2 separate regions of the Homo sapiens genome follow, and region 2 is linked to region 1. Evidence: read pairs that join two places in POLR2A ChIA-PET (ENCODE). Cell type or tissue: Panc1. All regions are shown on one strand. Each heading gives the region's core, and the rest is flanking DNA. Links, peaks and the distances in the headings are about the cores only.

Region 1 (4,402 bases), core at 161-4,160:
CCTTGCCCTCCCAAAGTGGTGGGATTACAGGCATGAGCCACCACACCTGGCGTCCTTGGCAGTTTTGTTGAAAATTAATTGACCATGTATGTTTGTGTTTGTTTCTAGACTCTGTTCTCTTGATGTTAATCTTTGTCAGTACCTTATTGCCATGATTACTGAAGCTTTGTAATAACTCTTGAAATTACGTAGTTCTGTTAGTCTGTTCTCACACTGCTGTAAAAAATACCTGAGACTGGGTAATTTATGAAGAAAAGAAGTTTAATTGACTCCTGGTTCGCAGGCAAGAAGCATGACTGGGAGGCCTCAGGAAACGTAGAATCATGGCAGAAGGTGAAGGGGAAGCAAGCATGTCTTAGCATGGCAGAGCAGGAGAGAGAGTGTAGGGGGAAGTGCCACACATCCCCTTCAAGCAACAATCTCTAATGAGAACTCACTATCACAAGAAAAAGCAAGGGAGAAGTCCTCCCCCATGATTCAATCACTTCCCACCAAGCACCTCCCCCAACACATAGGGATTGCAATTTGAGATGATATTTGAGTGGGGACCCAGAGCCAGACCATATCAATAGTGTAAATCCTCCAATTTTATTTTTCTTTTTCAAAGTTGTTTCAGCGTTAGCTTTTCTAGGCCCTTGGAATTTCCATATATATTTTAGAATAAGCATGTTAATTTCTATAAAAAAAAAATGTCATGAGGGGAACAGGGCTGAACAACTACCTATTAGATATTATGCTTACTACCTGGGTGATGCCATCATTCATACCCTAAACCCCAGCATCATGCAATATACCCATGTAACAAGCCTGCATGTGTACTCCCTGAATCTAAAATAAAAGCTGAAATTATTAAAGATAAAAGGAAAGAAAAAAGATCACTTTCAATGAATAAAAAAAAACCACCTTAGGTATTTCACTGGGATTGTGTTAAATTTGTAGATCATTTGGGGAAGAATAACATCTTAATATTGATTCTTCTGACCCATGAATATAAGGTATGTCTTCATTTATTTAGTTCTTTAATTTTTCTCAGTAATGTGTTATAGTTTCCAGTGTACTGGTGTATTAGTCCAGTCTCACACTGCTGTAAAAACATACCTGAGACTGGGTAATTTATAAAGAGAAGAGGCTTAATCAGCTCATGGTTCTGTGGGCCCCGTACAGACTTCTGCTTCTGGGGAGGCCTCAGAAGACTTAACAATCATGGTGGAAGGTGAAGGGGAAGCAGGCACATCCTCACAAGGCCAGCAGGAGAGAGACAGAAAGAACAGGAGTGAAGGGGGAAGTGCCACACACTTTTCAAATAACCAGCTGTCTTAAGAACTCTGTCATGAGAACAGCAAGGGAGAAGTCTGTCCCCATGATTCAGTCACCTCCCACCAGGCCCCTCCTCCAACACTAGGAACCACAACTGGACATGAGACTTGGGTGTGGACACAGAGCTAAACCATGTCAACTGGTTTGCACATCTGTTTTCATATTAATCTCTATTTTTTTATGTCATTGTAAATGATACTTTAAAAAATTTTACTGGCCGGGTGCAGTGGCTCACACCTGTAATCTCAGCACTTTGGGAGGCCGAGGTGGGTGGATCACCTGAGGTCAGGAGCTCGAGACCAGCCTGACCACCATGGAGAAACCCCGTCTCTACTAAAAATACAAAATTAGCCAGCCGTGGTGGCGCATGTCTGTAATCTCAGCTACTCAGGAGGCTGAGGCAGAAGAATCACTTGAACCTGGGAGGCAGAGGTTGCAGTGAGCCGAGATGGTGCCATTGCACTCCAGCCTAGGCAACAAGAGGGAAAGTGTCTCAAAAAAAAAAAAAAAAAGAAAAATTTCTTTTTTACTTTTGCTTGTTACCTGTATGTAGAAATAAATACACTTGATTTTTTTGCAGGGGACATATTAATCTTGTATTCTGTTACCTGTTAAATCTATTCATTAATTCTGTTAGATTTTTTGTAGATTCTATAGGATTTTTTACATATATATAATTTATTGTTTGTGAATAAACATGAGTTTAATTCTTCCTTCCAGTCTCCATGACTTTTATATCTTCTCTCTTGCTTGATTGCATGGGCTAGAACTTCTGGTGTCTGGTGTAAACTTCAATAGAAGTGAGAGCTAACATCCTTGCCCTGTTTCTGATCTTAGGAGAAAAGCATTCAGAATTTCACCATTAATGTTAGCTATAGATTTTTCATTGATGCCATTTATCAGGCTAAGTAAATTCACTTTTATTTTTTAAATGAAGGTTTTCTTTTTAAATAGGAATGGCCATTGGATTTTTCAGATGCTTTTTATGTATCTATTGAGATGATCATGTGTATTCTTTTAAGTTTCTTAATAGGTGGTTTTTATTATTTTGAACGTTAAATCAACCTTGCTTGCATTACTGGGGTAGTCACCACTTGGTATAATGATGGATCACTCTTTTTTTTATATTGCTGGATTTAATTTGCTAAACTTCAAAAAAGACTTTATTTGCATTTATGTTCATGAAGTCCATAGTTTTCTTGCACTCTTGTTTCATTTGATATTAGGGTAATGTTTGCCTCAACTTTATGGAAGAGTTTATGTGGAATTGGTATTGTTTCTTCCATAAAGGCCAACCAAGGTTGAGAACTACCAGACTATAAGACTATAATCTCTCTTTCCTTCTATTTCTAAAATCTTTTTTTTTTTTTTTTTTTTTTTTTTGAGACAGAGTCTTACTCTGTTGCCAGGCTTGAGTGCAGTGGTGCGATCTGGGCTCACTGCAACCTCCGCCTTCTGGGTTCAAGCAATTCTCCTGCCTCACCCTCCCAAGTAACTGGGATTACAGGTGCCCACTACCATGCCCGGCTAATTTTTTGTATTTTTAGTAGAGGTGGGGTTTTACTATGTTGGCCAGGCTGGTCTCGAACCCCTGACCTCAGTTGATCTACCCGCCGCAGCTTCCCATAGTGCTGGGATTACAGGTGTTAGCCACTGCGCCCAGCTGGCTATATAAAATTAACAAAAATTGTTTTACAATTTTTAAGTTTCATGGGAGACATTTTAGTAAAATTTATAACGCATATACCTGTACACTCTTACTGCATAGAAAGCTTATCTGTCTTCTAATCTTGAGCAGTTTCTGTAGTAATCATGTTGGCCATGTCTTTCTCAGCTCCCCTACCCAACACTCAGAAATCAGTGGCTGCTGCTTAGTACTCAGGGAAATGCCCAGAATTCCTGTCAAGTTTTTCTCTGTTCTCCTGCTCTGTCCTCAGAGTTTTCCAAGTCCATCATAAGAGACGGGGGCAGCATGATGTAGTCTCTGCTGCTGGGACTGTAGAGCCAGACTGCTTGGGTTAAATCCCACTGTGCCACCCACTAACCATGTGACCAGAGGCAAATTTCAGAATGCGCTTATGCCACTCTAAAATAAAGATAATTAAAGCACCTCCAACTTAAAAGTTGTGATTACTGACGCGTAAAACACTATGGATAATGTTTGTCACATGGTTGGTGCTCATTGAATGATAGTTATATCCTATTATTTGTCTCCAGTTGGAAATTGCTGGGATGCTCAGCCTTTGGTGGAATAGCTGTCTGCTTCTCAGCATCCAGAGATACTTTTGATGGCTAGAATATCATCATCTCTTACGAAGAATTTGGAAATAAATACAATTCATAACCTCTGGCTTTTTCATTTCTCTCTGACAATGATTTCTTTGCATGGTACTTGATTTTCTAAATGCTTTTTTCAATGGATACTATACTCTGGACTCATGCTTAGGTCATATTTGTGCAGGGATTTTTAACCTTAGCACCATTGGCATTTGGGACAAGATATTTCTTGTTGTGGGGGCTGTCCTGAGTTCTGTAGGTGTTTAACAGCATCTGTGACCTCTGCCTACTAGATTCCAGTAGCACCCCTGCCAAGCCACCCAAGTTGTGTTAACCAAAACCATCTCTAAACATTGCCAAATGTCTCCTGAGGGGCAGAATCACATCTGGTCGAGAGTCACTTTTTTAGAGGGGACTTCAGTATGTGCTGCCATAGAAAACTGTGATTTGTTATGTTAGTATTTCTTGGAGAGAGCCATGACAGTTACTAATCAATACTTTCTAGACTTGTCTTTTTTTTTTTTTTTTTTTAAGGCAGAGTCTTACTCTGTCACCCAGGCTGGAGTGCAATGGCACGATCTTGGCTTACTGCAACCTCTGCCTCCTGGGTTCAAGCGATTCTCCTGTCTCAGCCCCTCAGTTAGCTGGAATTACAGGAGCATGCCGCCATGCCCAGCTAATTTTTGTATTTTTAGTAGAGACGGGGTTTCACCATGTTGGCCAGGCTGGTCTTGAACTCCTGACCTCAGGTCATCTGCCCACCTCAGCCTCCCAAAGTACTGGGATTACAGGTGTGAACCACTGCCTG
Region 2 (4,402 bases), core at 323-4,322, 130 kb before region 1:
AAGTAGCAATAAGCACTATGAAAAAAAATGTAATCAAAGGAATGAAAGGCATGAGGACTGCTTTGTGAGAAGGGGTCTCAAGGTGGGGGCTTCTCTAAAATGTGGTATTTGAGCGGAGCCGTGAATGAAGGGAGGAGGCAAGATTCAGAACTATCTAGTGAAAGATGGGTCCAGTCATAAGAAACAGTAATTATCAAAGAATTATGACCCTCCTCCAAAAATAAGCTCTTGGACAAGCTGCTTTTATTAATTTTTTCAAACTTGAAAGACAAAGATAATTCCCATGTAATATAAACTGCTCTTGAGCACAGAAAAAGATGGGAAGCTTTGAAGTTCATAATCCTGACATCAAATCCAGATAAAAATGGCACGAAACACACTGATTAATAGTACCAATAACTATAGATGCAAAAATCTAACAATCATCAAACTAAATTCAAAGGCATTTAAAAGATTCTTGTATAACTATATTTTCCAAGGTTTATAATTTCCAGCTGAGAGAAACCAGTGGTGGTCTGCAATCAACATGAAGGACAGAAAGAATAGGGAAAAAAAACTCACTGCATTGCATATAATAAGTATAGTATCATTAAACTATTTTTTTTTTTTTTGAGACAGAGTCCTACCCTGTCTCCCAGGCTAGAGCACAGTGATGCAATCTCGGCTCACTGCAACCTCCGCCTCCCAGGTTCAAGCGATTCTCTTGCTTCCGCCCCTGAGGTTCAACCGATTCTCCTGCTTCCATCTCCCAGGTTCAAGCAGTTCTCCTGCCTCAGCCTTCCAAGTAGCTGGGACTACAAGTGCATACCACCACGTCTGGCTAATTTTTTTATTTTTTGGTAGAGACGGGATTTCACCATGTTGGCCAGGCTGGTCTTGAACTCCTGGCCTCAAGTAATCCATCTGCCTCAGCCTCCCAAAGTGCTGGGATTACAGGTGTGAGCCACCACACCCGGCCCTCATGAAACTTTTTTCTCACATACACACATAAGTTTGATTGAGTCATGATACAAAAATTATTTTTTACTATGATAGTGGCCAGAAATATTTGGAAAACAATAATATACAATAGGGTTTATCCTTGGAATATAAGAATAGTTGGATATAAGTTAGTATGTTATGTCAATAGATTATAGAAAATAATTATCTCAACAGATTGTTTTAAAAACTATTCAGTAAATTCCAATGTATATCCACAATTAAAAGGACAAACCAGGGTCGGGCACAGTGGCTCACATCTGTAATCCCAGCACTTTGGGAGGCTGAGGCGGGCAGATCACCTGAGGTTAGGAGTTCAAGTCCAGCCTGGCCAACATGGTGAAACCCTGTCTCTACTAAAACTACAAAAATTAGTCAGGTATGGTGGTGCGCACCTATAATCCCAGCTACCCAGGAGGCTGAGGCAGGAGAATCGCTTGAACTCAGGAGGCAGAGGTTGCAGTGAGCCAAGATCACGCCACTGCACTCCAGCCTGGGAGACAGAGCGAGACTCCATCTCAAAAATAAATAAATAGATAAATAACAAAAATATCAGCTCCTCTGCTAAATATCAAACCTCTTTTAAAAACTATTCATTTACATAATAAAGAATATTTAAACAAACAGCAAACATCATACTTACTGAGGAAAATCAAAGTTTAAGAACTATCTATATGCAGATGACTCACAAATTTGATCCCTATCCCAGCCCTTTTCTCTGATTCAGACTTGAATATCCAATGACCTATTACACAGTTCCATTTGGACATCTAAAAGGCATCTCAAACTTAACAGGTCCAAATCTGAGCTTCTGATAATAACCCTTCCGCCTATTCATTTACTCTGCTTTGTAATCTTTCCTATCAATTAGAAGCAACTTCATTATTCCAGTTTTGTCAGCAAAAAATCTTGCAACCATTCTTGGCTCTCTTCACTTTCTATCACACCTCATATCCATTCAATCAGTAAATTCCATAAACTATATCTTTAAAGTATATCCTGACTCCAGTCAGTGTCATCACTTTCACTGTTAATGAATAGGTCCAAGCTACTCTCATCTCTAGCCAAGGTTATTGCAAAAGACCCTTAACTGGACTCTGCTTCCATCCAGGTTCCCTTCAGTCTACTGCCAATACAGCAGTGAGACTGAGCCTTTTAGAAGCCAGATCATGTTAGTCTGCTCAATCCCTTCAAAGGGTCTCCATCTCACTCTAACTAAAAGACAGTAGCCTTACTATGACCTAATCACCTACAACCCCTGCTCTCTGCTCTAGCCACGCTAGCTATGCTAGTCCTCAACCATACCAGATATACTGTCAAGGCCTTGCATTTGCTGTTTCTTCTGCATGTAACGCCTTCCTTCGGTCACTTTCTTTGGATCATGATTCAAAAGTCATGTTTTTAGAGAAGTTCACATGAGATATCCTATCTAAAATTTCAATATCCTAACTCTACTACTTACATACACTTCCTTCTTCCAACTTGTTTTTTCCTCCTTAGCACTTCCATCTAAAATACTTTCTTTTTTTTACTTATTTTCTACCATTCATCTTCTATCAACAGATATCTACCTTTATACCATCTACACGTCTATCCCATGAAGGCAAGGATTGTTGTCTACTTTGTTGATGTATATAACCCCATTATCTAGAGTAACGCCTGGCATATAGTAGGTACCCAATAACTATTTGCTCAACGAATGAGTCATGAATTCCTGATGGAAAACACAACCACTCACCCAAGAAAAATGTACACATGCACGTACACACAGTACTCTGCATAAAATTTCAGGAAGTTCACAGAATCTTGAAGTCTATTGTTAGCCTCATAAGGGTTTCCTGATGTTAAAAAAAAAAAAAAACTCTGCACGAAAGGCTTTTCTATTCAAATAAAAGCAAGTTAAGATTGCTATTATGTAAAGATATTCAGGAATGTATTGTCAGTAAAATATGTAATTCTATGTCCTCCTGTATCAAAGTAGTTTCCTTTGTGTATTTAATACTTTTCTCAGAACTTTTTGAGCATGTTTTTCTTCAAAGATATTTTAGCCTTTTCTAACACCCAGAAGAAATACCTCTTGTTCCTATAAAAGCTCAATCCCCTTTTTTTCTCAGAGCCTTTGTACTTGCTGCCTCCTGTCTCAAGAATACTTTTCTCTCAGATATCTTCATAACTTGTTCTCTTATTTCATTCAGTCTCTATTCAAATGTTACCTCCAATTTAGAGAGGCAGGCCTTCCCTGACCAACCTTTCTATAATAGCCACACATACACACACTCCACCATCATAAGTACATATATATTTATTTGTATATTATCTATACCCTAACTAGAAAGTGATCTAGTTGAGGGCAAGAACTTCTGGACAACAATATATCCCCATAGTTAGGAACAGTTTTTGCCACTCGGCAGGCATTCAGAATGTGTGTACATGTGTACTTTGTCATAGAAAATAGTAATAAAGGGACAGAGAGTTATTAAAGGAGATGCCAGCACATGTAGAACCACTGAAAAGTTTTTTAACTTTTACTAGATTTGGTGTGATATGCTGAAGTCCTAAATCAAGGAATGAATGGGGCCGGGCGCAGTGGCTCATGCCTGTAATCCTAACACTTTGGGAGGCGACCGTGGGCAGATCACTTGAAGCCAGGAGACTAGCATGGCCAACCTGGTGAAACCCCATCTCTACTAAAAATACAAAAAATTAGCTGGATGTGGTGCCAGGCGCCTGTAATCCCCACCTACTCAGGAGGCTGAGACACAAGAATCAGTTGAAACAAAGAGGTGAAGGTTGCAGTGAGTCAAGTTCGTGCCACTTGCACTCCATTGTGGGGGACAGAGTAAATAAGACACTGTCTCAAAAAAAAAGGATGAATGGAAGGGAGAAGGGTACTATAGAGGGAATAAAAGCAAAATCACCCTTCTTCCTTTAGAAGAAGAAGAGAATTTGTTCGGGACATAAAAGTATGTGCTAATTAGCAGAAGCCAGACTTCCTGTGTTTGTATTTCAACTTTTGCCACTCAAGAAGCAAACCTCAGGTGATCCCACATGCAGGTTCCTATAGTCTCTCTGCTCAGCAGTTTTCCCTTTTTTGGGAAAGAGCTTACTAGAGCTACGGCTGTATGAAGCAACAGATCTCAAGACAATGTGTGATGTTTCATTTCCTTACTTTCTTACCTGAAATGTATGAATATGGATTAATTTCTCTTTAGATTTTCTTTTGAAAAACGCTATGAACCCAAGGAGTCTCCAATGTTCTAAGATAAAATATCAAAATTCCTTATTTTATGATTTGTCAAAAAATATTAGAGTAAGTCATTTTAAAAGGCTTCATTTGTATATACAGGTACACTTGAAAGGAATTACTTTGAAATGAAAAAAAGCAGAAGTTGATTGAAAATATAGCAATCTTTAACTAAACATA

The links. Peaks named below come from ENCODE experiments on the same cell type or tissue, not always from the same donor. Only the 100,000 strongest peaks of a DNase experiment are listed, where the experiment ranks them.
Region 2: POLR2A ChIA-PET joins it to region 1 with 7 read pairs; 2 of 35 experiments call an interaction of 5 or more read pairs at or near these places.

Annotation. Positions count from the first base shown.
Region 1 is chr4:77,792,449-77,796,850 of GRCh38, reverse strand. All of the region lies in intron 1 of CNOT6L (CCR4-NOT transcription complex subunit 6 like), which reads left to right. Among named protein-coding and RNA genes, the nearest start is that of CNOT6L, 25 kb to the left of the region's middle. In Panc1, for the core only: no CTCF peak of the experiment used is centred there; no DNase peak of the experiment used is centred there.
Region 2 is chr4:77,920,210-77,924,611 of GRCh38, reverse strand. The region is part of intron 7 of MRPL1 (mitochondrial ribosomal protein L1); the gene reads right to left. The region is part of intron 3 of LOC102724916 (a long non-coding RNA gene); the gene reads left to right. Among named protein-coding and RNA genes, the nearest start is that of MRPL1, 60 kb to the right of the region's middle. In Panc1, for the core only: no CTCF peak of the experiment used is centred there; a DNase peak (open chromatin) is centred at 2,631; H3K27ac peaks cover 912 bases.